Linked DNA regions of Homo sapiens: region 1 is linked to region 2. Evidence: chromatin loops called from intact Hi-C (ENCODE). Cell type or tissue: PC-9. All regions are shown on one strand. Links, peaks and the distances in the headings refer to the core of each region. The heading gives the core; the rest is flanking DNA.

Region 1 (2,920 bases), core at 223-2,722, 48 kb before region 2:
AGCAGAACAGCTAGTAGCAGTGGTTTCCATTCAAAAAACAAACTTCTTACACAAACATAGGCTGGTCGAAAGAATTAATTTGTACAGTATGTTCATTGCTTACTTTTCTCCAGGATTGCATGATGAATTTTTATGGAGGGGGGTGGGGGAAGGGAAGAACCACATTCAAAACCCAACATCATTCTTCTCTACACTGTCATTTCAAAAGCCAGATAAAAGTGGAATGAGGAATGCAGCCGTTCTGAACACCACCCTCCATTTCATTCTGGAACCGGGAAGGTACACCCAGGCATGACAATAGCTTCTCTCCTCACAGAAATTTAACTGGTAAGTGCTTTCCTGTTTGTTTTCCTCAAACTGACACATTTACAGTGGACCTGATGAGGATTCCTGCAGATGATTTATTTACAAAACAGCATTTGACTAACTACCAGCTGGCAAAAAAGGAAAAGGACTCCTGATCGTTTACAAAATGCTCTGTCTGCAGATTCATATTTTTGGTCTTGGCAAAAGTGTTTAGGGACGATCCTACAGGGTTCGCTACAGCTGCTGATTAATCCTAAAACACTGCAAGAGAGAAAATGAGCATGTTGCTGGGGTGGGCGGACAAAGAACTTTCAGTAATTTTCTCAGCTTTTACCTACATAATTACAGCTCATAAATCTGTCTTTTAAGGAGTTGTGATCTAGAAATAGTCAAACATCATTTGTGGAAGGCTCACTGTTGAGAAACTAGTAGAAAAAAATGGTACTCCGAGATGAAAGCTGATATTGCCCTCTTTAGATTACAAGGTGGGAAAAAAGTTATAAATTGAGTTGTAATGCAGCTCCCCGCCACTGGCTCCCCATTTTTACGATGAAAGGCTTGTGGTTTGTTGGGCCTTCCCATTTGTTTGTTGTTGTTGCCTTTTTGAATCTCGCTATCAATTTCTTGTTAGAATAATTGGTATCTGGGCTCTCCCAACAAGGGGTAGATGGCTAAATGCAGGGAAGACTGTGGGAGACAAGGGTTCAGCTATTCAATTATTCCTTTTCTAGTCAGAAACTGTGAGCACCAATTGTCTTTTATCTTTTCCTCCAAAAGAAAGCTGATGAAAACCAAATCAAGTTTGATAACAGGACTTTCACTGGCAATAATGCTCTTAAATTGCCTTTTTCACTTAAGGCAGACTCATTCACCCAAGAATCCACAAACCTGTTGTTAAATTAATCCGATGGTAATTTTGTCTTGTTAAAAAAAAAAAGGCCAAGGGACCTTTCCTGGGTCTCAAGTTATAAGTAATTATTCTTAGTGAATAATTCTCATCATATTTGTACATCTTCCAGACACTAGATTATTATGTTTTTCATGGCCTATTTTATGATTTTATCTGATTTAAGTCATTTAGTTTATAAAAGGTCATACATTTTCTGTTACTTGACTGCTAATTGTCATGTCCCTGAGATAAATATTTAATAACAGATCATGTTAACCAGAATGATAATCATGTAAAAAATAAATGAAGTAGAAAAGATTGAATATGCAAAACTGATAATAGATGTGTTACTCTGATGGTGAGATTATAGATGTGTCAGGGAGAAAAAACTTCTCCTGTTCCCTCTTAGATTTGTTATCAGGCACCAGCAAATGAAATTGACAGAAGAAAGATTAGCAAGAGAAAACAAAATTTAATTTTATGTATGTAGATATGGGCGTTCCCAAGTAAATGTGACTCAGAGGTTGCTGAGTGAGCTATGATTGTGCCACTGCATTCCAGCCTGGGCAACCAGAACCTAACCCTAGCTTAAAAAAAAAAAAAAAAAAAAGTGACTCAGATGGGTAGTTAGAATTTAGGGCTTATATGCCATCTTTTTTTCTTTTTCTTTTTTTAATGTGTGTGTTTTTTTGTTTTTTGTTTTGTTTTATATATGCCATCTTAATAGGAGAATAGGAGAAATGGAAGAGAAGGGCACTTACGGGAAAACAAGTGATTTTTGGAAACATAAATGGGTCCTTAGGAGAACAGACTGGTGATATGATAGTTTTAGTGACAGTAACTGTTCAGGCATGGTGTGGAGACTTCTCATCTCTGGTGATAAGATATGGCCAGGAGTTCGAGACCAGCCTTTAGTAGAGACTCTGTCTCTACTAAAAATACAAAAATTAGCCAGAAGTGGTGGCATGTGCCTGTAGTCCCAGCTATTTGGGAGGCTAAGACAGGAAAATTGCTTGAACCCGGGAGGCGGAGGCTGCGGTGAGCTAAGATCGTGCCACTGCACTCTAGCCTGGGAGACAGAGCAAGACTCCGTCTCAAAACACAAAACAAAACAAAAAATAACTGAATGAATTGGGTATAGTTCCTCCATGTTAAGTGCTTTACGTAACTGGATACAGTGGAGACCAATATTCAACCAAAAGTGATCGCTATAAACACATAAACTATCATCATTATGAAAGTGCTTGAGGAACACTCGTGGGTGGGTCAGGCATGGGATAAAGGCAGAGTTAATCTGAAAAAGAAAGGAAAAGAAAAGCCTTCATGGAGAATGAGTTTGAAAGGAGGTAGACAACCTGGCAGCTTGAAAAAGGTGGAGAATCCAAGCAGGAATATATATGTGCCTGCTTGAATTTTCATTAGGACCAAATTGTCCCTAGGCATGAAAAATAATAAAATACAAAGTTGAATTGACGTTAAATCATTGAACCTAGAAAAAAATAGCATATAGATATGATATCCTTAATTTTTCACAAAACTTTCTCTTTAACGGTTTATAATGATAAACCTCTAATTGAGTGGAAAAATCTGGCAATGAAACATTTTACTTAATTGTATAAGTGAGAGTTGACAGAGCTTTTTCTTTATTCAGTTGTGCCATATAAAAATGCTATTTGCAGGCCGGGCACGGTGGCTCATGCGTGTAATCCGAGCATTTTGGGAGGC
Region 2 (2,920 bases), core at 154-2,653:
AGAACATGAATTATGCATCTATTAAATAAGGATGTACTAATAATGGGATATCCAAGGCATAATCTCCAAGGTGTTCATTTTTTTTTTTTTTTTTTGTATTTTTAGTAGAGACAGGGTTTCACCATGTTGGCCAGGCTGGTCTCAAACTCCTGACCTCGTGATCCCCCACCTCTGGGATTACAGGTATGAGCCACCGCGCCTGGCTCTTTTTTTTTTTTTTTTGAGACAGAATGCAGTGGTACAATCTCAGCTCACTGCAATCTCCGCCTCCCGGGTTCAGGCGATTCTCCTGCCTCAGCCTCCCAAGTGGCTGGGACTACAGTCGTGCGCCACCACGGCCAGCTAATTTTTGTATTTTTAATAGACACAGGGTTTCACCATGTTGGCCAGGATTGTCTGGATCTCTTGACCTTGTGATCTGCCCACCTAGGCCTCCCAAAGTGTTGGGATTACAGGCGTGAGCCACCACACCCGGCCCCAAGGTGTTCATTTTCAAAAGGAAAATGCAAGGTGCAAAAGTCTATGTGGTGTGTTACAATTAGTCTATGCATAAGCTTACAGTGGCTCTGCAAAGACCTAAGAACCTGTTAACACTGCTTTGATGGAGCGGAACTGGAGGCCTAGGGGACAGGAGAGACTTCATTGTACATACTCTTGAGTTTTGAACTGTTGGTATATTATCTTTTTTTTTTTCTTTTGAGATGGAGTCTCACTTTTGTCGCCCAGGCTGGAGTGCAGTGGCGTGATCTCAGCTCACTGCAACCTCTGCCTCCCGGGTTCAAGCAATTCTCCTGCCTCAGCCTCCCAAGTAGCTGGGACTACAGGCGCATGCCACCACACCTGGCTAATTTTTTGTATTTTTAGTAGAGACAGGGTTTCACTGTGTTAGCCAGGATGGTCTAGATCGCCTGACCTCATGATCCAGCTGCCTCGGCCTCCCAAAGTGCTGGGAATACAGGTGTGAGACACCACATCCGGCCATGTGTTTTTTAAAATATGAAGTTAAAAGATACCATCAAAATATTTTTTATTCAAGGGTGTAGAATCAAGATTTCAAAATGGTATGCCTCATCATTCATCACTGTAGGATTCTGAAGACATCTGTGGTTTGAATTGACCATTCTAAATTTTTGACCACCTTTAAACTAATTATTAATCATTAGTTTTCTCATCATAAACTTCTGCTGATAGTTAACATTTTGGCCAAGCTATTTGGAACTCAACCCCTTCACCATGTCAATAATTGCAAATTTTTATTACCATTCACCGAAGTTTATTCATGGTTTTGGTTTTTTGTTTTTTGTGTTTCTTTTGGCATTTTCATTATTCCCAAACTCTCTGGTTTTCCAGAAAATGTAGTGCTGCCCTCTGCTGGCTCTTATGATAATGACAACCTGAAAATGTCTCCCATGACTTTTAGGCTGTTGGATTATAAACATTGCTTAGAGATATTATTCAATGTATCTATCTGTTAAATAAATCTTCCTTATAATATAGTTTCCCACAGTCAAGGCAGTCACAACATAAAATCAGATGGAGAAGAAATAGCACTGTATAGTTCTATTAAAAAATTGACCTAGGGGCTGGGCATTGTGGCTTATGCCTATAATCCCAGCACTTTGGGAGGCCAAGGTGGGTGGATCACCTGAGGTCAGGAGCTCGAGACCAGCCTGACCAAAATGGTGAAGCCCCGTATGTACTAAAAATAGAAAAATTAGCCAGGCATGGTGGCGCATGCCTGTAATCCCAGCTACTCAGGGGGCTGAGGCAGGAGAATTGCTTGAACCTGGGAGGCCGAGGTTGCAGTGAGCTGAGATCACACCACTGCACTCTAGCCCAGGCAACAGAGTGAGACTCCATCTCAAAAAAAAAAAAAAAAAAAAAATTGACCTAAAATTTTTTGATCATTTGAGATCAGCAATTCCCAAGCACTGCTTTTGTAAAACTACTATTTAAAAAAATGTATCAAATGTTAGCCAGACCCCAAATTCCCTGTTAAGATTAAACGGTTTCCAATACTTGACCATCTCTTCACTCAACATACTACCCTCATCCCAGTATTTACCTGCAGCATGAGAACCAATCAGATTTCCAAATCCAAGTAAAATATTCCGCCTCTACAACCCAGCACCTATGAATCTTCACAGCAAAGTCAAGTTTTTCTGGGAAGCCTGGGAACCAGTTACCTATATAATCCCCCTCCCAGGACACAGTGCTACTCCAAATCACATTCCCAACACTTAAAAGATGGTTTCTTTACATCATGAGTCATTATTTTAAATTTGTAACCTGTTAAGTAGTTGTAAGTCATGCCAAATTCTGGGAAGCCCTCCCTCCTCTGGGTTAGGTGTCTTCTAGCAGTGTCACACATCTCACATCAAGTTCCCAGTGCAAAGATGCTAGGTTACAACAAATCACATCATCAGGCACTGCTAAGGACATCACAAGTGGGTAAAGTTGCACTACAATTTTTTTTCTTTTGACAGGACCTTGCTCTGGCACCCAGGCTGGAGTGCAGTCGCACAACCTTGGCTCACTGCAGTTTCAACCTCCTGGGTTCAAGAAATCCTCCCACCTCAGTCTCCCAAATAGCTGGGAATACAGGGGTGCACTACCATGTCCAGCTAATTTTTATATTTTTTGTAGAGACAGGATCTCTCCCCATTGCCCAGGCTGGTATCAGCCTCCTGGTCTCGATCCAGCCACTTCAGCCTCCCAAACTGCTGGGATTACAGGCATGAACCACCACACCTGGCCTGCACTGCAATTTTCTAACAACAATGCCAAACCAAATTTGGGGTATTTAGGAATCACATATTCATTTAATTCCTTCCCCCAAAATGAAAGGAATATATACACCACCCTCCTATGTAACATACTCAAGAGCCAAAGGTAATCTTTCAATCTTTTATTTAAATGC

Evidence for each region. Hi-C counts contacts between places; a loop is a spot of excess contacts. Peaks named below come from ENCODE experiments on the same cell type or tissue, not always from the same donor. Only the 100,000 strongest peaks of a DNase experiment are listed, where the experiment ranks them.
Region 1: it touches region 2 in a loop (4-fold over the local background); 6 of 110 quality-filtered maps call a loop at or near these places.

What each region holds. Positions count from the first base shown.
Region 1 is chr2:206,210,714-206,213,633 of GRCh38, reverse strand. CMKLR2 (chemerin chemokine-like receptor 2) reads left to right here and starts at 263. Exons shown (of 2, transcript NM_001389445.1): 1 at 263-327. The region is part of intron 1 of CMKLR2-AS (CMKLR2 antisense RNA); the gene reads right to left. In PC-9, for the core only: no CTCF peak of the experiment used is centred there; DNase peaks (open chromatin) are centred at 223 and 1,733; H3K4me3 peaks cover 1,451 bases; H3K27ac peaks cover 2,200 bases.
Region 2 is chr2:206,162,902-206,165,821 of GRCh38, reverse strand. It overlaps EEF1B2 (eukaryotic translation elongation factor 1 beta 2), which reads right to left. Exons shown (of 6, transcript NM_001959.4): 6 at 2,894-2,920. Among named protein-coding and RNA genes, the nearest start is that of SNORA41, 2.1 kb to the right of the region's middle. In PC-9, for the core only: CTCF peaks have their summits at 1,195 and 1,396 (motif pointing left); no DNase peak of the experiment used is centred there.